Linked DNA regions of Mus musculus: region 2 is linked to region 1. A link is a loop called in an ENCODE intact Hi-C map of the cell type or tissue named here. Cell type or tissue: left cerebral cortex. All regions are shown on one strand. Links, peaks and the distances in the headings refer to the core of each region. The heading gives the core; the rest is flanking DNA.

Region 1 (10,857 bases), core at 1-8,000:
GTACACTGTTGTTCAGTGCTCTGAGAGTGTCATTGGCCCTCCCTTTCTGCTGTGGAACTTAGTGTACATTTTATCTCTGTAAAACAGTAAGCATCTACAGTGCATTTTCTTATATATTTCATGTCTAATTCCACAGGGAAAGTCTTGATTCTGAAGAGCACAGGGTATGACAGGATTGTAGGGTTACAGAGTTCTGTAGCCAGTCATTCATTTTCTCTCATAATTTTTAATTTTTCTTATTGTCTTTCTTATTGTGTAGCCTAAATGGACCTAGAACTTAAGATCAGCTTCTTACTCTTAGTGCTGGAATTACAGGCATGTTTGCCTTCTGTGTTTTTTCTGTCTCTGTCTCTCTCTGTGTCTATCCGTCTCCCTCTCCCTCTCCCTAAGTAACACTATATGCTGGACATGGTGGCATACACTTTTAATCCCAGCACCTCAGGAGACAGAGGCAGGCAGATTTCTGTGCGTTTGAGGCCAGCCTGGTCTACAGAGAGTTCCAGGATAGCAAGGGCTGTTATACAGTGAAACCCTGTCTCAAAAAATCATAAATAGATAGATAGATAGATAGATAGATAGATAGATATTGTGTTATTTACATGTTTGTTGTGTGCACGCGCGCGTACCTTTGCTGCGGCACTTATTCGCAGGTCACAGATGAGCTGTGGAAGTCATTCTTTCTTTTCATATGGTGAGATTGAACTCAAGACTGTCAGGTTTGGTGGCAGTGCCCTTAACCTGCTGAGCTATTTCTACAACCTGCATCTTTACCTTTTTAACGCTGGTTTCTGGTGTGAGTTGAAGTAGGTTTGTTAGGCCATCCTTTGCATGGTTCAGTCCTTCGTTACACTAGTGTAGCATCCGAGCTTGCCTTCTGAGCTTCCTTGGCCTCCGAGGCTACCTCTTAGGGGCAGAGTGCTTCCCTAGCGTGCGAGGTCCTGGTTTCAGTTCCCAGTGCTGTTTGGGGATGGTGTGGAAGAAACTGCTCACTTGGCTATTCTACATTTTATAGTTTTTATTCTTTTTCTGAAGGGTTGCTCTCGTAGCCTTGTGAGCTTTTCAGGGACAGCTAGGATGTAGGGGGTCTCTGCAGGCTGTCTCTCCTGCTGAGCCAGGGGCATAGCATTGGGATTCATCTGCTGACCTGCTCAGCGTTGTAGAGAAACCTACCTGTTGTAGTTCTTCTCTCCTTGGTCCCGTCACTGGCCATGCACCTCCCCTGCTCTCCATCACAGACACTGCTCACCTGCAGGTCTTGTGGCTGATGATGTGTTGTGACAACTTTTCCTGGGATGGAGAGGACCAGGCCATGTCTATTCCCCCCATCCCCTATAACGTCCCAATGACAAAGCAATGTTAGGTTCTACCTGGGGAGCCAGTGTTTATTGGACTTACAGAATCTAGGTGAGGGCCTACTGGCAGGTGTGTGGGTGACCCTAAGGTAGCTACACTGGGAAGTCAGCATGGGTGATGGCTTCCCATAGCTATAAATATAGAGCCCCTTTCCCCTAAGTTTCCTCAGAAAACTCTTCTAGTCCCTCCCTGGGAGGCCCTGAGACTTCTCTCTACATTAGGGCATACTATTATACAAATGTCTGAGAGGTGTGGATGCTCAGGTGAGGGTCCCATCACCCTCCTCCTGTGACGTCTCCAAGCCCAGCTGTGATGGTGATCTTTAGCAAATAAGCACAGCTGAACTGAACTGAAGAGAATGCACGGTGCTGTGTTTTAATGGTCCTTGGATTTTGATGTTGCTGTTTAGTTTTTCTGCCTTCTGCAGAGATTGGAAAAAAGCCAAAAAGCCCATGCTGCCACCACTAGCTCTCACCCTATTGGCTCTTGCCCACAAACTCTTGATAACATCTCTCCTTTTGTGTAAGAGGAGAAAGTTCATGTCTTATAATTTCCTATCTGCCATCTTGTTTTTTGCTCACACCATTGCATTGTTGATGATTTCAGGTGACCAGTATGCACTGAAGATGCGGTTTGTAGACCACGTGTTTGATGAGCAAGTGATAGATTCTCTGACAGTGAAGATCATCTTGCCCGAGGGAGCCAAGTAAGTCAGTGTCCCTTTCCTCCATCTGCCATCTCTTTGACAGTATCATCCTGGTGCCTCACAGGGATCTGCGTTCTAGGGGTGCAGTGTAGGTGCTCGTGAAGTAGCATTTCCTGAGAACCTTTCTGTGGAACCTTTTGACTGATGCTAGGAGAGAGAAGTTAGAGGCACAGATGCACTCGGGAAGCTTTCCAAAGCCATAGTCTTCGTGTGTCTGGAGCAGAAGTCAGAGTTGTCTCTGTCAGACAGTAATGCGGGGTCTAATGCCAGGGAAGGATGTGGGGATGAGCCCGGGGGATCTCAAGTTGCAATCCAGCCTGGGCCACAGAGTCCAGGCCAATCTGGGCTACATGTAGCAAGTGCTTGTCTTTTAAAATTATAAATAAATAAAAGGTATACTTTGTGGTGTGTTAACAGGGAGTGAGTGGTTCGGCTGTAGCTCCATACTTTCCTATCTCAGAGTCTTTTGTAACAAACAGGCGGAATCCTTTCCGATCAGTTTGGGTAAGAGATGTCTGATAGAGTTTAACTTACAGAGCTAGGTTTTAGGAATGAAGGCAAAGACTGGAGCTGTGTATGTAGTTAAGTGGTAGAGTGCCTATTAGACTTTTCATGAGGTTCTGGTTCAAGCCCCAGTACTTCTGATGTGTGTGCTCACAGGAGAGCCACTGACTTTAGGAAGGAGCCAGGGGCATCTGCAGGAATCCATTTGGTAGGAGCAGACAGACACTTACAGGGCTCCTGTCCTTAGTGCGAGCTGCTAATACTTTTGTGTCACTTTATCTAGTTTCTGGTCTCTGTTGGTTCATATAACTACTCTGATTAGCAGGGTGACGTGCACTTTGACTGTTCACGGGAGGAGTTGTTTCTTCAAGCTAAATTACCGTGATGTTACTCTTACGGGGACTTTAAGCCTGGCCAGAAAGTAATATCTGTGCCCTAGCCCTGAAAGAGACTGTGATTTGTATAAGGAAAGAGCATTCCGAATAACTCCCAAGGCATTCTTCAGGTTCTGGGAGAATCTGGTGGACTGTACTGGGAAGCTGCACACTGTCCTTGTGAGCACTGGAGGGAGATGAGTCCAGTCTTGGGCTGAATCAGCAGCAGGAGGAAAGGGCTGCCAGATGCTGGCAGTAGGCAGGGTGAAGTGTGTGAATTTAGCTTCTTGCTGCCCCTTCGTCTTAGAATTGTGCAGCCCACACCGTCGTGTGTTGGTGTGGTTTGTTGAGGCTGTGACTGTGTTTGTGTGTCCCAGGAACATCCAGGTGGACAGTCCCTACGATATCAGCCGGGCCCCAGACGAGCTGCATTATACCTACCTAGACACGTTCGGCCGCCCGGTGATTGTGGCTTACAAGAAGAATCTCGTCGAGCAACACATTCAGGACATTGTGGTGAGTGGCTCTGCTGTTTGTGGTTGGGGTTGTGGGCAGGACGTGAGCTGCTCTTCTCTGACCTTCGCCTTTCTCTGTCCTGGCTCACACGCAGGTGCACTACACGTTCAACAAGGTTCTCATGCTGCAGGAGCCGCTGCTGGTCGTGGCCGCCTTCTACATCCTGTTCTTCACCGTCATCATCTACGTCCGTCTGGACTTTTCCATCACCAAGGTACTCTGCTCTCTTCCTCTGTGTCAGGCGTCCTAGTGCCCCCGTGATGTGTCACACACATCTCCACCGTAAGATACCCAGGACCTTGTACCTCTGAGAATGCAATCACCAGCACGCCATGTTAAGTCTCTGCTTCCTGCCTTGTTTTGGTTGTAGAAGCAACCTGGACACTAGGTGAGGTCAGAACGTGGTTGAGTGACTGGTGGTGGTGGCTCTGCTGTTTTGCTCCTTGTTACTCTTCTGAACATGGAGGTGGGGTGCCCCCTTGGCCGTGTCAGCAGTAGCTTCTGTCCCTTCCCTTGCGGAGCTCCTTGTGAAAGGATGACATCAGAGTTCAGATCCCGCTGACATGGGGCATCCACCACCTTCTTTCTCCCCTTGGAGTTCTGCTTGCTGACTGAAGGCCACCGTCCCTGGGGCTGCGGGCACAGAAGTTGTCTTCGGGTCCTCTCTTTCCTTTCCTTCACCTCCATTCTTTCTCACTCTTAGCAGTAGTACTGTTGGGCAAGGGGACCTGAAGCCCTGTGCTGGGCACCAGAAGCATCCTATTCACATACCTTTCTAAGGGTTTAGTATGTAGAAGTGACGTGTGCCCGCCAGACCTAAGCCAGCCTGGACTGGGGGTGGCCTCTAAGGGATGTTAATGGCAGGAAGAGTCCACGATGTTTCCTGAAGTCCTTGAAAACCTTAGAAGGAGTGATACAAGATGGCCTCCCTGAAGTCTTCCATGGCTAGAGCTGAGCTCTCCTGCCAGTTTCATGCCTCAGTCTACCATTCTTGTCCTGTCATGTCCTGTCATGTCCATGTGCCCAGGGAACTGGAAAGTGAAGCCTCGTCCAGTCTTTGTTGTTGAGCATGGTCCTCACTATGTGTCAGAAGGGGTTGACTCCTGGTGTTCTGAGGTGACTTCTGTTGGCTGGTGGCAGTAGGCATCCTCTGGCAGGTAGGTCGGAGTGAGCCTGTTGACAGACATGTCATCTCTCTACCTTCCAGGATCCAGCTGCAGAAGCCAGGATGAAAGTGGCCTGTATCACAGAGCAGGTCTTAACCCTGGTCAACAAGAGGCTGGGCCTCTACCGTCACTTTGATGAGACTGTCAATAGATACAAGCAGTCCCGGGATATCTCTACCCTCAACAGTGGCAAGAAGAGCCTAGAGACAGAGCACAAGGCTGTGACCAGCGAGATTGCTGTACTGCAGTCTCGGCTGAAGACGGAGGGCTCAGACCTGTGTGACAGGGTGAGTGTTAGTGCTGTGAGTCACTTTTCTGTGGAAAAGTACACGCTGTGCTCCAGGAACTATTTCTGGCTGAAAGCAGCATCCACCCGACTCCTTGGGCTAGGCAAGGCTCCAGTGGCTCTCCTGTCCCATATGTGCAGAACCACAGGCTCATCAAGTGCTGCCAGTGCATGTGGTGGGACAGAAAGCTTTTGGTATCTGTAGGCTGGCTTGGAGAAGTTCTGCAGCTGTGTCCTTGGGGCTGGCAGGGCAGTGCTTCTCCTCCCAGATACCAGTCTTCAGCTCTGGGTGGCCATGCCTGTAACCTCAGCACGCTGGACGTGTGTATATGTGTGGGAGTGTGTATTTTCAGATGACATCCACCCAGGGCACATAATATCCTGGCCAAAGGGTAAGACCTTGTTTTTAAAAGTAAATAAATAAACCAAATGCATCCAGACATAAATCCCAGGCTCTGATCTAGACTCTCAATGTGAGCAGATTATCTAATTTCTCTGTTTCCCTTTTCTTATGGATAATGGGAGGCCAGTAGCTTTGACAGTACCTGAGAGGTGGATCTTGTCAGTGTTTAGAGTCCTGACCATCATGTGCTATGCGAGCTAGTTATCAGTAACAGAAAGTGCTCCTCAGAGTTGTTAGGCTCCCTGTTAGCTCCTCCACCCCCACCTTGCCTCTCATCCGTGCCCTTTAGTTCCTTTAGAGCACCCACCATGGAACAATTATTCATGTGCCTAGAGGGTTTATGTGTCAGCTCCTTGAGGGCGGAAAGAACACTTTCTCCTTTGCTGCTTTCTGGAGCCTGGCACTTGGGACAGCAGAAGTGGTCTGGTCCTAACAGATGTCTGGCCCCAGTAAAGAGAAGACACTTAGGGAGCCCGCTGTGCCCAGGCGCGATGCTGGGGTTCCGTGGCTTTATCTTGCTTGTCATTTGAAAAGAATGTGCCATGTAAATGATGAGGCCACTGTTTTGACCTGGGCAGTTTTCCTACTTGCCAGCTCTCTTCCATAGGCGCTACTTTTGCTGAGTTTTTGAATCTTCTTGTGTCACTTTGGATATGTAGGCCTGGGGGGAGGGGGGCAGTGGGGCTGTTGAGTGGGGTGAGGGGACGGCTCCCAAACCCTGTCCTGTTCTTGTCTCTGCCAGGTGAGTGAGATGCAGAAGCTGGACGCCCAGGTCAAGGAGCTGGTCCTGAAGTCGGCGGTAGAAGCAGAGAGGCTGGTGGCTGGCAAGCTCAAGAAGGATACGTACCTGGAAAACGAGAAGCTCAGCTCAGGAAAACGCCAGGAGCTGGTCACCAAGATCGACCACATCCTGGATGCTCTGTAGCTCCTGGCTCCAGAGCAGGCCCAGGTGCCTAGACTTCCAGTGGCATTGGATAGGTAGAAAGAGGAGGTTGTGGTTAGCCCAAGGCCTCAAGACACCACTGAGGCCTGTCCGTGGCAGTGGCCTATCCGTGGCACTGCGGGAAGCTTGTCCCTTATTTCTGAATGGTTCCCTTTTTTTTAAAAAAGCAAAAACCTAGACAAAAAATTCTGTTTAAAAGACAAACTTGGCTGTGTTTTGAGCACAGGCGTTTCAGCAGTTGATGGGTGGTTTCTGTTTTGACAGCTGGGGATTTTTCTGTCTTCAAGTCCTGTTTTATGGTCTTCTGATTTCTAATGTTTGGGTCTTTTGTGAGCGTATGCATGGTTTTTTAAAAGTGTGTATGACCAAATGAAAATAAAGGAGGGACTGTGAACATTTGCTTTTGCTGTACTGAAAAATCTCTCATGTAATTCTGAAGTTTGGGGATATTGCTTTTATCAAGATGGGTTTTCTTGTTGTGTGTGCAAGGCAAGTGTCAGAACACTGATACAAGTCTCGAGAGGCCCAGTAAGGTCCGGAGGCCACACAACAGGGGTGGAGTGAGCCTTTGTATTCCTTAAATCTGTGCCACACGTGCTGAGCATTAGAAACTGTGATGGGCGAGCAGTCATGGTTCATAATCTCCAATTGGCCACACTGTGAGGAAGTCATGGACTGGAGAACACTGGGCTAAGTCTGGGTGGGTGTGTGTTTGAGGGGAGGGGAGTCCAGAGCTGAGCCTTAAGAACCGTGCAGGCCAGTGTTCCAGGCAGTGGGCAGTGTGTGTGAAGGGCCCTGGTGCTTGAGGACCCACAGAGGGCCTGTACTAGAGTGGATATTACAGGTTATGACAGGGCTGCAGAGGTGCAAGTCCAGAACAAGATAGCTTCATAGGTCTCTAAGGCTCTGGCTTACTTTATATCAGGGCAGACTGAGCACTGGGCCAGGGCTGTTTTGGTTGAAAACACAGCCAGAGTTTGGTATGAGAAAGCCAGGAGCATATTGTAATCCAGGTCAAAGATGATACCCAGATGTGGGGGTTGGTGTTGGGTGGTTGAGAACGTGCTAGGAAGCATCTGCCTGTTTGCTCCTTCAAGTAACATACAGAGGTCAGGAAGCTGTCACCTGACTGAGTCAGGCTCTCGTGCACCTCCTGCACATCTTAGGTGACTGTTGTAACGTGACCTGGGCCAGCAGACAGATAGAAGCTCACCTTCTGGCTAACACTAATAGATGGCTACGGGCTGCCTGTCTGGCTTATGTACATCTTAGGTTGGTGGCGCTGTCTGATGTGTTTGTACCATCCACTGAGAACAGAGAACTATGGGCCAGTTTTGAGAAACGGGTGGACTGGTTTCTGATACCAATCATGAGACGCCTGAGAGCTCCAAATAGGATGTCCACAGACAGCCCAGAACCTGACAAGGAGATATGTGGTTGGGGATGTCATGTGGTTTATCCAGCACAAAGTTGGTTAGGGAAATGGGATGGAGATTGTGGTGGGTAGGTGTGCCCATGAAGAATGTAGAATTAGAAGACACCTAGGGCATTCGTGGCAGGATATGGTCTGCTACTTAGAAGGCTGAGGATCACTGAACAAAGAAATTTGAGATCAGAGCAATGTGGAGAGACTCTCTCTTTAAGAAAGCATTTATTGAATGGAAATCAATACTTTTTAATATCTGCAAGCCAACGCTGAGCTCACTTTATTCAAGAATGAATAAACGAGATGAATATACAAAAATGTATGCTTGTTAGAAGAAATATGTCCATCATATGGTACTGAGCAGAAGTCACTGAAACAAAATCAAGACAGAGACTCTCAACAGCAACAGATTCCCAAGGCTGTGTTAGGCCTCATGAGAATTAGTTGCCACTAGAGTAGGCAAATAACTTAGCAGGGAGAGAAGAGACCAGGACTAGTGTTGGGAAGGCAAGAGAAATGTGCTAAAAGACAGGCAAGAGCTATCATGGAACACTGCAAACTGCGCAGGGGTCAAAGCAGGAGACCAGCAATACCTGGGATTTAGGAGTGGGCCAGGCCAGTCATCTGCTGTTGAGTTGGGTACAGAGATCTGCTATGAAATTTGGAGGACTGGGTGTGGTGGCTGTCGCAGGACTGCTACTCTCAGCGCCTGGGAGGTGGGGGATGATGGTGCATAAGGCCTTCAAGGTAAGTCTTAGCTACTTAATGAGATCCAGTCTCAGGGACAACAAAAAGGGGGTGGGGAGGGTGTGTGTGTGGTAAGATCAGGAGACCTATGGGTAGTGAAATCAAGTCTTGCCTCCCTGGCCTTACATAAGACTTTCTTTAAGATGGAGCTTGGTTGACAGTGGGTTAAGGGACTGCCCAAACAGCTACGTGCTCTAGAGTGGGTCTTACGAAGGGCTGAGGCTCCAGCTAATGTTCACAAGGTGATGCTCGCTTCGTGAACTGCCTGTGGTGCGGGTGCCCAGCTCAGCGCCCGGCCCCATAGAAGCCCAGGCCTCTTTTTTTCTGTTTGCTGGAGTATTCAGAAAGAAACATCCACGCCAAATCTCTTTTTGCGCGTGCTCCAGTCGTCCCCTGGTGGCCTAAAGAGGGAACGGGCCGTGGTAGCACACTGGCGCCACCTCAAAAGCCAAGGAGAGGCAGGCACCAATAATGAGATGCGCAAGCGCAGTTGGTGGCTGGCTTCGGACGCCGCCGCGCATGCGTGCGCCCCTCCTGGTTTAAAGGCCTGGTTCTTTCCCTGCCTTCCCTAAAGAAGGTGGATCCACTATATGTCCCGGTTCCAGTATTACCGCGCCTGAGATTCACGAAGTCCTGCTTCAGGAAGTCGAAGGCAAAGGACATGGTTTTGCTGGTGGCCTAGCGGTGGCGCTCTGGCATCCCTGGGCTGGAACAGTGCATCATGTTTTCTACTGTCTCCTTGTCTCCATTCTTGCTGCTCTGGTACCCAGAACCTCAGGCCATTACAGCCCCGTGCTAGCCTGCACTTTAGTTCCTCCAGTAGCAAGAAAAGCCTTGATGCCTCTCTTGGAAGTCCCTGAGGAGCGGAGGAGACCTGGTCTCACATCTCACCAGGTTTTGAACCCTTGAGTGATGCACAGCCTCACTTTGGATCCAGACATGGCAGATGGCTCTAAAACCAGCCCACTGCCTTAGCCCATGTGTCCCAAGGCCACATGGCAGGTGGGCCCATCCCTGGTCAGCCCTGTCTTGGCTCAGAGCACAGTACAGGCCAGGGAAGGTCTGCGGGTTCTGAGCTGCCTCCATTTGTCTTGGAGGCTGACATGGAGAAAACCCCAAAGGCCCAGTAGCCCTCACAGTTTCACCACAAGTATCCTGACCGGGTGTCTGGTGCCGAGCTGATAGTGCAGGCCCCGGCCGCAGCCCTGCCGGAAACCGCGCTGCCAGCGGTTGGGGGCCGCAGGCTGGGACAGGAAGCGCCCAGTGCACCAGAGCCTTCTGCAGACCTGCACTGAGACCAAGCTGCCGCCATGTTGAAGATGGACTCCTGAGGCTGGGCAGAGGCTGTACAGTTCACCTACCTATCACCAGGCTGGGGAGGTGAGAGCATCAAGACAGCCTCTGGCCCCACCTGGTCCCTGCCTCCCCACAACACACACCCCTTCCCCTACAACCCCACCCCCATCCATGCCCTTGACTGTGTCCTCCTAGCCTCTTGCCTCAGTTTACACGTGACCTATGGCTGGTCTAGACCTAAACTAGGGAGCCTTAAAAGGTTAGTACTCAAATGGGAAAAGACAGTGCACAACTTGGAGAGAATTCTGAGGTTCCATTTTCATGTGGTGATGAAGCCAGGGAGAAGGCAAGGTTCCCCTTCTTTTGGCTTCCACTCTTAATGAAGAATCCAGGATTCCCTTAAAAATCAGTGTCTTAGTTGGCTTTAGCCACTATCATGAAAAGCTGCCTGGGTGGCTTATCAACAGGGCTTTACCATCCTACGTCTAGAGAATCCTGAAGGGAGGTGTGGGCATTTGGGTGCGGTGAGACTCCTCTTGGTTATTGGGTGGGCTTTTCACCAAGTCCCTCATGCTGGAGAAGGAAAGAGGAACCTCAGAGACCTTATCAGGTCACTCATCTCATTGATGAAGGTTGTTCTTCCATGAGCTAATCATTATCATCATCACACGCATGCACGCACGCACGCACACACACTCACTCACTCCATTAGGGATTAGGCTAACATGAATTTGGGAGCGTACACACATGACTATGGCAAGAACTGGAGTCTGTTGAAATGCTGATGGGAGGTGGGGGGAGGGAGTGATAGGGAGGGAGAGGTGTTAGAGCCAGGAGAGAAGGAGCCAATGAGAAGAGTCAAAAGAGCAGGGTGGGTGGGATTTTGAAAGGACACTGCCAACCAGCATCCTAGGCTAACCCAGCATCCCACCCCCACCCCCACTACAGCTTTGGCATTAGTCTCTGAAGTGGACTGTGGCTGCATTCTCCTGCTCTCCACTCTTTAGTAGTTGAAACAGAGGCAGAATGTTAGTTTTACTCCAAAAAAAAAAAAATCTTTGTTTTGTATCAGGCACTGTCTCAGGCACCAAGTAGGACACAGCCTCCCGTGACTTGGAGAGGAACCAGATACTACAG
Region 2 (11,119 bases), core at 1,586-9,585, 200 kb before region 1:
TGGTGCTGAGGTATGTCCTACTGGGTCCTATGAACATAGAAAGAGAGGTGGCTAGGTGGGCTGCAGATGTGGACAGCCCGTGACTTACCCCTTTTGCTGTCGGGTAGCTGCTACTAAAAGTCACTTGAGGTCCTTTGCCGCTGTTCCCAGGGAGTTCAGAGAATCAGACAGGCACAGCATCCACTCAGTGAGGGCCTAGCACAGGGCAGGTGCTTAGTCTATGACGGCCATTGACACCCACAGGGCCCTTGCTGACAAGGTTCAGGACGAGGCAGTTCTGCTGCTCTCTGCTAAGCAGAAGGCTTGTGTGTGACTAGCCCGAGAGCTTGTTCACCTTTGATCCCATGCCATTCCCTGGGAACCCCAGGTATTCCACTGACATTCCCTTGCCTGGCATCTAGGCAGCCTGATGACAGTGTCTTCCTCCCTGCAGTGCTCCAGCTTTTCTGTAGCTCACCCAAGGCTGCACTTCGCTATGCTGCTGTGCGCACCCTCAATAAGGTAAGAGTTGAGTGGAGAGGAGGGGATGCAGGCTGGTCCAGCTGCTGTCTCCTTTCCCTGAATGGACTGGGAGGCGGGTAGACATGGTCCCCAAAGGACCTCTGGCCAGGCCAGAGGTGAAATGACAGAATTGGGTACTGCCCGGTGTCTGTCCTCCCTCTGCAGGTGGCTATGAAGCACCCTTCAGCGGTGACTGCCTGCAATCTAGATCTGGAAAACCTGGTTACAGACTCAAACAGGAGCATCGCCACATTGGCCATCACCACCCTGCTCAAGACAGGGAGCGAGAGCAGCATTGACCGCCTTATGAAGCAGATTTCCTCCTTCATGTCGGAGATCTCAGATGAGTTCAAGGTACCCAGTACCCTCACAGCCTGCAGTCCCCAAGACAAGGGAGATGGTCTGAGCCTGCTGTCCTTCCTCCCAGTTTTTGACCCTCTGTCCCTTTGAACCTTAAATACAGTGTGCTAGAGTTTCGGAAGTGGGGCAGCAGTGGATGGGGCAGATGGGAACTGTCTGTTGGGAGAGTAAGGTTTAGAAAATGAGCAGACATGTAAATGAGCAGTAGCCTGAGATGCAGTGAGGAGCTGGCCCTGAAGTAGCAGCTGCTGGGGAGGAAGGCAGTGTGAGCCAGGGAGAAGGGGCAGGAGCAGGGATTGGGAAAGTACTCGGAGACAGGCCAGCTGGGGAGCAGGTCAAAGTGGTGACATCAGAACAGGCTGCGGTTGTTTCCTGACGTAGAGCTCATGGTAAAGTTCTAATTGTAAAAAAGTCGTTTGGAAGGATGGTGGTTTGGGACTTATTTTTTCTATTTTTCAAATCAAGACAGGGCATCCCTATGTAGCTCATTCGACCTTGAACTCAGGATGCTCCTGCTTGAGCTCCTTCATTGCTACTGGGATTACCAATATGTAGTGCCCTGCCTGGCTTTCATTGTCCTTTCTGTTGTCATTTCGGTTTTTCTAAACAGGCTGACTTAGAACTCAGTAGAATACAGACTAGTGTCAAGCTTGGAGCAATCCTCCTACCGTCTCCCAAATGCCAATAGTAGAGATGTATGCCACTGTATCTGGCTTCTCTTACTCTTTCTTTTTTTTTTTAAAAGACAGTGTTACTCTTTGTAGCCCTGACTGTCCTGCCACTCACTCTATTGACCAGGCTGGCCTCGAACCCACAGAGATTTGCATGTCTTCCTCCTGAATGCTGGGATTAAAGGCGTGTACCACCACCACCCAACATATTTTTTAAACTTTTACTTTAGAATAATTCACAGGAGGTTGCAAATAAATAACTAAGAGGGGAGCCCTGGGCATTTCTTTCCGCTCCAGTGCCCATATCCAGCACAGTTGTAGTTGATGAGGAAACCAGCCGTTGTACGATCTAGAGAGCTTACTTCGATTTCGTTGGTTACGAGATGCATGTGTGATACCTTTCAAAATTGCTGCCACAGTCAGACTTAGCATCACTAGACAGCACTCAAGCTCTCCATTCCTAGCCCTGCACCCCCGATTCTTGACAGTCGCTAATATATTCTTATTTTGCATAGTTAGATTATTTCATTGTTATATAAGTGGAGTCATGAAATCTGCAGAGTTTCTGTCAGCAGATAATAGTAGGAGCAGTTTTTAATTCAGCAGGATAAATTCTAGAGTGTGGGTTGTACAAACTGGGCAGAAATCTACTCTGCCTGTGGGTTATATGAAGGCGATGTGGTGAGATTTGCAGATGAGAATAACCTAGCCCTCCTGACAGTGGAGGATGAGTTTGAGGAGACTTGGATCTCAGAAGATGAACTGGCTTAGGAGCCTGCAAGAGCGGTGATGTGAGAGCCATAGAAGGACTTGAATCAGTTAAAGACAAGGGAGGGGAGAGCAGAGGGAAGAAGTAGGAATGCCAAAGAGACTTCAGGAAAAGAGAGGAGAATGGAATGTCAGGTGAAAACAGAAAAGGCAGGGAAGAAGCCGGCCAGGCAGGGCTTGGAGACCGAGACACACTTGGTCTGCCAAGACTGCCATATTTCCCCTGCCTTAGGTGGGTTCAGGACTTATGCCCCAGCATGGAGAAGTGTTCCTCCTGGTTTCATCTTATGTTGAGCCCAGGGCATGTCTTCCCCTGGAGGGACTCTGTGGCATTTAGTGAGCAAGTCCCCAGGACTGTCAGGGACTGCCACTCATTCAGGTCTCTCTCCCAGGTGGTGGTTGTCCAGGCCATCAGTGCCCTGTGCCAGAAGTATCCTCGAAAGCATGCTGTGCTCATGAACTTCCTGTTCACCATGCTAAGGGAAGAGGTAAGGGCGGGGCCGCTGGGGTCCTTCACATTCTGTTGGTGCAGAGAATGGCCTGACTGCCAAACTTGTCTCTTGGTGTTACGCTCAGAACACTGTTAAACGGCTTGTTTCCGCGCCTGCGGCGCTTTAGACTCCGTGCACAGATGAAGCAAGAGCAGCAGCTGTCATAATTACAGTAGTGATATGTGACTCACCAGCATGGCAGCAGGTCCAGCAGGTGCCCCAAGGCAGTGCTTATACAGAAGGGCGGGGCATGGGTTCTGTTATGAAGTCTGGTGGTGCAGGATGCTGCATGTCAGTCAGGAGCTCTTGGAAAACTGGGGCTGAAAAACACAACATGGGTGCCAGGATTTTGTTGGGTGTTGTTTGTTTGTTTTAGTTTTGTGACAGGGTCGCTGCATAGATCTGGCTATCCTAGAACTTACTATATAGACCAGGCTAGCCTTGAACTGACAGAGATCCACTTGTCTCTGCCTCCAGAATGCATATCTGTAAGAAATGAACTTCCACTGGGCATAGTGGTGCCCACCTTGAATCCCAGCAGTCTGGAGGTTTCCTAAACAAACCTAATGACTTGATTTTAATCCCTGGATTCCATGGTGGAAGAAGAGAAACAACTTCTAAAAGTTAACCTCCTGTCCATGTTTGTGACATGAGATATATAGCCCTGTATTCACATACATTTTTAAAACATACACACAAAATGATAAGTGTGTGTGCATGTGTGTGCGTGTTAGTGATTTGGGGGGGGGTTGGAGAAAGTTTAGGAGTGCATACTGTTCTTGCAGAGAATCAAACTTTGGACTCATGATTAGCAGTTGATAACTGCCTATAACTCCAGCTGCAGGGGATTCAACACCATATCCTAGCCTCTCTGAGTACCTGTACTTATGTGTACTTATGTGCACATATCCTCACATAGACATACACACACACACACAACACACATTTTAAAAAAGAACAAAAGAAAAAAGGATTCTGGGAACTGAAGGTGTAGTTGAACTGGTAGGATGCTTGCCTAGCATGCTCGAAGCCCTGATTTGGCCCCAGCACTGTATAAACTGGGCAGGTGATACATACTGCACTTCCCATGCCTGTATTGCACATCCTAACAATTGGAAAGCAGAAACAAGGTTCAGAGCTCAAGGCCATCCTTGGCTACATAGTGATTTTAAGGTTAGCCTGGGATACACTAGACCCATCTAAAGAACTGGAACATGAGGCTTAGTGTGACTTGAGTGGAATGACCTGCCTCTCAGGTAAGTCTGAAGAACAAGCAGAACACTTTGTGGTATCTGAGCTCAGGTGCCTCTGGCCCTTAAAGCACAGGTTTCTCTCACTGAAAAAGCCCAAGCTTTGTCTCCTCAGCTTTCTGGCTCCCTCCCGGAAAGTTACATGCTTTCTGTAGCAGTGAAGGTTATGAATGGCCCTCACTGAGGGGCTGGAACACTCAGACCTGAGAACTTGCCTTGCCTCTGCTGACATCTGTCGTGCAGCCAGGACGTGGCTGCCTGCAGCAGTGAGACTGAAGCAGCGTTTCGGGGGTTTATAGCCTAGTACCTCACTCACTGTGGTCGCATGCTGAGCACACAGCACCTTGTTTTCCTTTTCCCCTTGAGATTTGTTCTTCCTATGTTGTCCTGGCTGGCTGTGAATTTAGGATTGTCCTGCCTCAGTATCTTGAGTGCTGGAATTACAGGCATGGGCCATGCCTGGCTCAGATCTCACCTTATTTGTTCTTCAGAATAACCTGTAAGGCTGACACACGAAAGGCGAAGTGAGGGGCCAGAGAGATGGATAAAAAGACACTTGATCCCTGACACTGAGAGCAGAAAGAAAGCCAGGACAGGAGAGAAATGACTGCGACAAGGTGTGCTCTTGAGTCCACACACTCTAGTGTGTGGTCACGAGTACCCATGGGCTGGATGGTGGGCCTCAGCAGCAGCCCAGCGAGCTGCTCCTGTGTTGTCCCAGTCCACAGAGGTGGATGGAAAGAATACCAGGGATCAGGTCAGGGCCTTGTTCCACTGACCTAGACTCTACCGCCATCTAGGATCTTTTTCTTAACTTTATTTCTATATATGAGGGATGTAGGGGTCTGTGTGTGAAAGATGGAATTATAGACATGCACAACTATGTTTAGCTCATCAAAACTTTGTAGTTTTTAAGTTTTCTTGATTTATTTTATATATGTAAGTACACTGTAGCTGTCTTCAGACACACCAGAAGAGGGCATCAGATCCCATTACAGATGGCTGTGAGCCACCATATGGTTGCTGGGAATTGAACTCAGGACCTCTGGAAGAGCAGTCAATGTTCTTAACCTCTGAGCCATCTCTCCAGCCCCCAATTTTTACGTTTTTTTTTTTTTTAAAATATTTTATCTTTAGGGGTGTATGTGTGTGTGTGTGTGTGTGTGTGTGTGTGTGTGTGTAAGTGTGGTGTCTGAGCAGAGTAGAGTGGGTGGTAGGTCCACTGGAGCTGGAGTTACTGGCATCTGTGAGCTGCCAGATGGGGGTGCTGGGAACTTCAGTCTTTTACTCTGGAAGAATAGCTGTTATTCTTTTTTGTTTGTTTGTTTTTTTGAGACAGGGTTTCTCTGTGTAGCCCTGGCTGTCCTAGAACTCACTCTGTAGTCCAGGCTGGCCTCGAACTCAGAAATCCACCTGCTTCTGTCTCCTGAGTACTGGAATTAAAGGCGTGCACCACCACTGCCCAGCTAGCTGGTACTCTTAACCACTAAGCTGTCTTTACAGCCCCCTTCAGGTTTTTTTGTTTGTTTGTTTTTTCCAGTTAGATTTATTCATTGTATTTTATGTGTGAATGTCTGGCTGCATGTATGTATGAACACCATGTGCGTGCTTGGTGTCCTCAGAAGTCAGAAGGTGAGAGATCCCATGGAGCTCTATTATGGGTGGTTGGGAGTCAGCCTGTGGCTGCTGGAAATCAAACCACAGTCCTCTTTCTGGACAAGTGCTTTTAGCCAGCCCAACCTTTTAATTTTCCTCCGAGATTTCTTACCCACAGTTCTCCTCTATGTTTATGATCTGACTGCTGCAGTTACCTTAGTTGAGGGAAATCGTGAAGTGCTCATCTTTTTCTGTCTCCTTTATTCTCAGGTTCCATCTGTATCATAGCATGTATCAGGACTTTCTGCTTTTCAATGCTGAGTAGTATTCCTTTAGTGAAGAGGCTACGTTTTGTGTACACCATGCTGTGGCCCTTGTGACAGGTGCTTCTGCAATCTGTCCTGTTGCTGATACCGAGCACTGGAGTTACCGATCAGATAATTCTGTCCTTGGTGTTGTGAGGAACCGCCATGTTGTTTTCCCAGCCTTGTGTGCTACCCACTCCATTTTTTCATATCTCCGTTCTGTGTGGAGAATAATCTCCCATAGCCGGGCTTTCTGTTTCATGTCAGTGGGTCTGGTAGGGCTATAGCACGCAGGAGTAAAGGAAGAGAGCAGTAAAGTGCATAATGTAAGTGTATACACAGCATCCCACAGGAGTAAGTGGGAAAGCCTGGGGGAAGGAGCAGTCATTGGAGACCCTTGTTGACAGCCTGTCTCCTGCTAGCTGAGACTTGGCAGTTGGCCGTTCCCACTACACGAGTTTTTACATCGTGAGATGAGCTGTAGGGGGTCTTTTGCTTTGGGACTGCTTTGCTTAGCTGTCTTCAGGGACACTTCGTTTTAACATCACATGATTTACTCTGCGGTCCCCAAAGGTGCTGTTTGCACTCCTGGACTGTACTGCTGTTCTCCTTTCCTTTTATCACAGGACAGACGACAATCATCCCTGGACAAGGGGTCTTGGAAGACAAAACATGATTGGGTGTGAGGCCAGAACAGAGTTAGGGAGCAGCCCTTCCCTTCCTCCAGAGCCAGCTTAAACAGCACACGACAGTTCACTAGTGTAATGTGTGTTACACTCAGTAGAGGAAATGGGGTCTAAAATGTTTCCATTAATCTTTCTCCTGTTAGAATTAGAAGGCCAAGCCTTTTGTTTTATCCAACAGAGACTGGAACCAAGGCTTCTGCTTCCAGGCTGCCTATGGAGCGTTGTTCCCTGGGCCTGCCTGAGCTGTAGGCCTGCGTTGGTCTCCTGAGGATGTGAGATCTTTGCTCAGCTAGACCCTTCTCTCTGCAGGGTGGCTTTGAGTACAAGCGTGCCATTGTGGACTGCATCATCAGCATCATCGAGGAGAACTCAGAGAGCAAGGAGACAGGATTGTCACACCTGTGCGAGTTCATTGAGGACTGCGAGTTCACTGTGCTGGCCACCCGCATCCTGCACCTGTTGGGCCAGGAGGGGCCCAAGACCAACAACCCTTCCAAGTACATTCGCTTTATCTACAACCGTGTGGTCTTGGAGCATGAAGAAGTTCGGGCAGGTATATCTGAGCTGGGGTGACCCTGGCCTCTTAGCTTCTTTTGCAGTGAATTTGCCCAGTAATGGGACCTAAGCTCTCAGGGGGACAAGCACACTGGGAACATGGCCTTATAAGCTGTTTTTTACATTGTCAGAAGGATTTTAGATGCCAAATGGATAAATGATTTTTTTAAAATTTAATTTTTTTTTAAATTTCATTGTATATTCGTACTTAAGAGTTTTTTGTTTTTATTTTTTGAGATAGGGTCTTATTCTATAGCCAAGCTGGTTCATACTTGAAACCGTACTGCTTCAGCCTTCTGTGTGCTGGAATCCTAAGTATGTACCACCATACCTGGAGAGAGAACACACACCACAAGATTTATCTTTTTTTATAAGTCAGTGATCTAACAGTCTACCATTTTGGTTTTTTTTTTTAAAGATTTATTTATTTCAATTATATGAGTACACTGTAGCTGTCTCAGACACACCAGAAGAGGCCATCAGATCCTATTACAGATGGTTGTGAGCCACCATGTGGTTGCTGGGAATTGAACTCAGGACCTCTGGAAGAATAAGCAGCCAGTGCTCTTACCCGCTGAGCCATCTGTCCAGCCCTACCATCTTGTTTTTAACTTCATCTTATTTTCCATTTTTACTTCTATTCCCTTGTAGGCAAATTTTCTTCTTTTAGTAGTTAGTCGTAAGTGATGGTTTATTTTCTCATGTTTTACTCTCAAGCTTAGCTACAAAGGAAGCTGCTCAGAAGTAGCTAACAGTGTTGATAATGCCTGTCGCCTTATTCATTTGAAAGTTGTCCCTAAAGCCCTAGAACAAGAGCCACATGTGTGTCACCCTTTCTCCAGTGACTGGAGGAGGAATTAGAGACCTGGGTAGCACCAAGATCCACTAGGATTACACAGGATCTGTTCTGTGATTGTGTCAGCGGTGCCACCCCCTAGCGCTTCTGCGTGGATTCCCACTCTGAACACTGGTGGGCAGCCTCGGCACTCTGGCAGGTGGGCCTGAGGGGCTGCGGGTGAGTCATATTTACCTTGGAACTAGGTGCAGTAAGTGCTCTGGCCAAGTTTGGAGCTCAGAACGAAGAGATGTTGCCTAGTATCTTGGTGTTGCTGAAGAGGTGAGTCTCAGCTCAGAAGCCAGAGTGCATAGCAGTGCTCCCTTGGGTCCAGTCCACCTTTTATTCACAATTCTCTATATAGCCCTGGCCATCCTGGAATTTTCTCTGTAGACCAAGATGGCCTCAAACTCACAGAGATCCTCCTGCCTTTGACTCCCAAGTGCTGGAATCAAAGGTGCAAGGCACCATATCCAACGAAGATTTAATTATGTTTATCTTATTTGTGTGGGTGTTTTGCCTGCATGTATATTTGTGCACTTTTTGTGGTATTTAGTACCTGCTGAGTCCAGAAGTGTACTCCTCTAAGCTCAAGGGTACCTCTGTGTTTTGCCTTTTTTGGCTTGCCTATGGTGCTGGGTGATATCTTTACTAGAGAGCTGTCTACCACTGAGCTGCATCAGCCCCTTGTATGTTATAGTGTTGAGCTTTAGAGCTTTGCCTTGCCCTGCCATCCCTGTACAGTCCTGCAGGGTCCCTCTGACCCCCTGGCTAGGCTCAGTCAGGAGTGCCTTGTGTCCTGGCTGCAGGTGTGTGATGGACGACGACAATGAAGTGAGAGACAGAGCCACCTTCTATCTGAACGTTCTGGAACAGAAGCAGAAGGCTCTCAACGCAGGTTACATCCTAAATGGTAAGTTGTCCCTGGCCACCAGGGCCTTCCTGTGGCCTTAGAGAAGGCGTGCTGTCCCTGAGCCAAGGCACCCAAGACCATTCATGCTTCACTAGAGTTGTATAGCAGTCTCTTGGATTGATATAACCTCAGAAGACCCAGGGCTGCATGGCTTGATCCAGTCAATGGAAATAACCAAGTAAATTAAGTGCTCTTTGTGTGTTACTCTGGCTTGAACTCAGGACTTGCATATGCTTGCCAAGTCTCCACCACTGTGCTGTATCCTCAGTCCAAAACTTTGTTGTTTTGAGATAGTATCTCTTTATGTAGCTAAAGCTGGCCTGGAATTCATGACAATCCCCTCAGGTCAATGTCCAGAGTGCAAAACAGTCATTAATAAAAATCTTTAAGCCTGGTATGTTGGTTTCTGTCTTCGTACCAGCACTTAACTTATTTCGTATTTACCTACCTGCCAACCCTGGAAGGAGGAAGAGGATAGGGAGGGAGTAAAGCTTGCAGGTTCCATGACTGTCAGCATCAGCACATCTACCAGTCATGGTAGGAGTCCCAGGCCTCTGTCCTCCCTAGGCACGCCATGCCTCTCTGTCGTGCCAGCCAGGCAGAATAACTCTCTACTGACTTTAGGTCTGACCGTGTCCATCCCTGGTCTGGAGAAAGCCCTGCAGCAGTACACACTCGAACCATCAGAGAAGCCATTTGACCTCAAGTCTGTGCCTCTGGCCACCACGCCTATGGCAGAGCAGAGACCAGGTAAGGCCCTGCTCATCCCCAGGGCCCGTCTGTTTCCCTGGACTGTAGAGTGTGCAAGGATAGGCTGATATACTGCACAGGGAGTAGCCCCAAGTGGGTAGGGACAGCCATGCTGACAGCTTGCTCTTTTCCTTGCACGCTTCTCTCTCGGGAGAGTTGACATTTACAACATCCAAGCAATAACGTGGGCTCAGCAGCACCATGCTGCCTGAGACTAGAGCTGTGGGTTACCACACCAGGTATGCTTGCTCTTGCAGAAAGCACCGCCACCGCAGCAGTCAAACAGCCGGAGAAGGTAGCAGCCACACGGCAGGAGATTTTCCAAGGTGAGTAACGTCATTATGGTCAGTAGTTGTGTGACTTCAGAGCCTGCCAACCGCTGATCATGCATGCCTCAGTGGTAGATGCTGGTGTGCATGTTTGACGCCCTACATTTCAGCCGAGCACAAAGGTTTTAAAGAGAGCAAGGACTGGGTTCCTTAAGAGCCAGGGGAGAGAGAATGCCAGTTTCTTTCTTGTTTGACTCTGAGTGCTCATGGCCTGATGGAGCTTAGCTGGCATTCAGAGACCCTGTGCTGTGCTTCTGGTTCTTTTTTTTTTTTAAGATTTATTTATTATTATAAATAAATAAATACACTGTATCTGTCTTCAGACACACCAGAAGAGGGTGTCAGATCTCATTACCAGTGGTTGTGAGCCACCATGTGGTTGCTGGGATCTGAACTCAGGATCTTCAGAAGAGCAGTCTTTGCTCTTACCCACTGAGCCATCTCCCCAGCCTGCTTCTGGTTCTTTTTTTTTTTTTTTTTTTTTTTTTAAAGATTTATTTATTTATTATATGTAAGTACATTGTAGCTGTCTTCAGACACTCCAGAAGAGGGAGTCAGATCTTGTTACGGATGGTTGTGAGCCACCATGTGGTTGCTGGGATTTGAACTCTGGACCTTCAGAAGAGCAGTCGCATGCTCTTACCCACTGAGCCATCTCACCAGCCCTTCTGGTTCTTTCTGTGTGCAGTTCATGTTGCCTTATAAGCTTTGCTCTTAAAACACTATATTTGAAACTTAAAGACTAGTCCAGGAACTTGAGCTCAGCCTATCTCTAATCCTCTTGTCTTGTATCTGTTCACTATTGCTGCTGTAACAGTTCATCAAGCCTTGTGTCTAACATAGCCGACCAGTGATCTTGCCTAGGATTAGGAAAGAGAGCATTGTCTGAAGCTGTTAGTGGACATCTTTACAGACACCTAGCTTGATCTTCAACTGTATTCTGCTTTCAGCCTATCAGAACACCAGGATTAGCCTGGGTCAGTCATGGTGACCCTGGGCTAGGACCTGCCATGATGCATAGAGAGGAGAGTCTTACCCACAGGTTACACTAAAGGTTCCCAAAGAAGTTAATTTATTTATTTACTCACTCACTCATTTTTTAGTGCTAC

The links. Peaks named below come from ENCODE experiments on the same cell type or tissue, not always from the same donor. Only the 100,000 strongest peaks of a DNase experiment are listed, where the experiment ranks them.
Region 2: it touches region 1 in a loop (3-fold over the local background); 13 of 42 quality-filtered maps call a loop at or near these places.

Annotation. Positions count from the first base shown.
Region 1 is chr6:88,097,315-88,108,171 of GRCm38, forward strand. It overlaps Rpn1 (ribophorin I), which reads left to right. Exons shown (of 10, transcript NM_133933.4): 6 at 1,960-2,059; 7 at 3,315-3,453; 8 at 3,548-3,667; 9 at 4,661-4,906; 10 at 6,051-7,990. The coding sequence ends at 6,233. It overlaps Mir6376 (microRNA 6376), which reads right to left and starts at 6,944; the gene lies at 6,814-6,944. In left cerebral cortex, for the core only: no CTCF peak of the experiment used is centred there; DNase peaks (open chromatin) are centred at 3,205, 3,357 and 4,987; H3K27ac peaks cover 536 bases.
Region 2 is chr6:87,895,261-87,906,379 of GRCm38, forward strand. It overlaps Copg1 (coatomer protein complex, subunit gamma 1), which reads left to right. Exons shown (of 24, transcript NM_017477.2): 11 at 434-501; 12 at 667-855; 13 at 2,693-2,788; 14 at 6,938-7,181; 15 at 8,225-8,300; 16 at 8,828-8,931; 17 at 9,556-9,681; 18 at 9,939-10,007. Among named protein-coding and RNA genes, the nearest start is that of Copg1, 13 kb to the left of the region's middle. In left cerebral cortex, for the core only: a CTCF peak has its summit at 5,072; a DNase peak (open chromatin) is centred at 2,144; H3K27ac peaks cover 599 bases.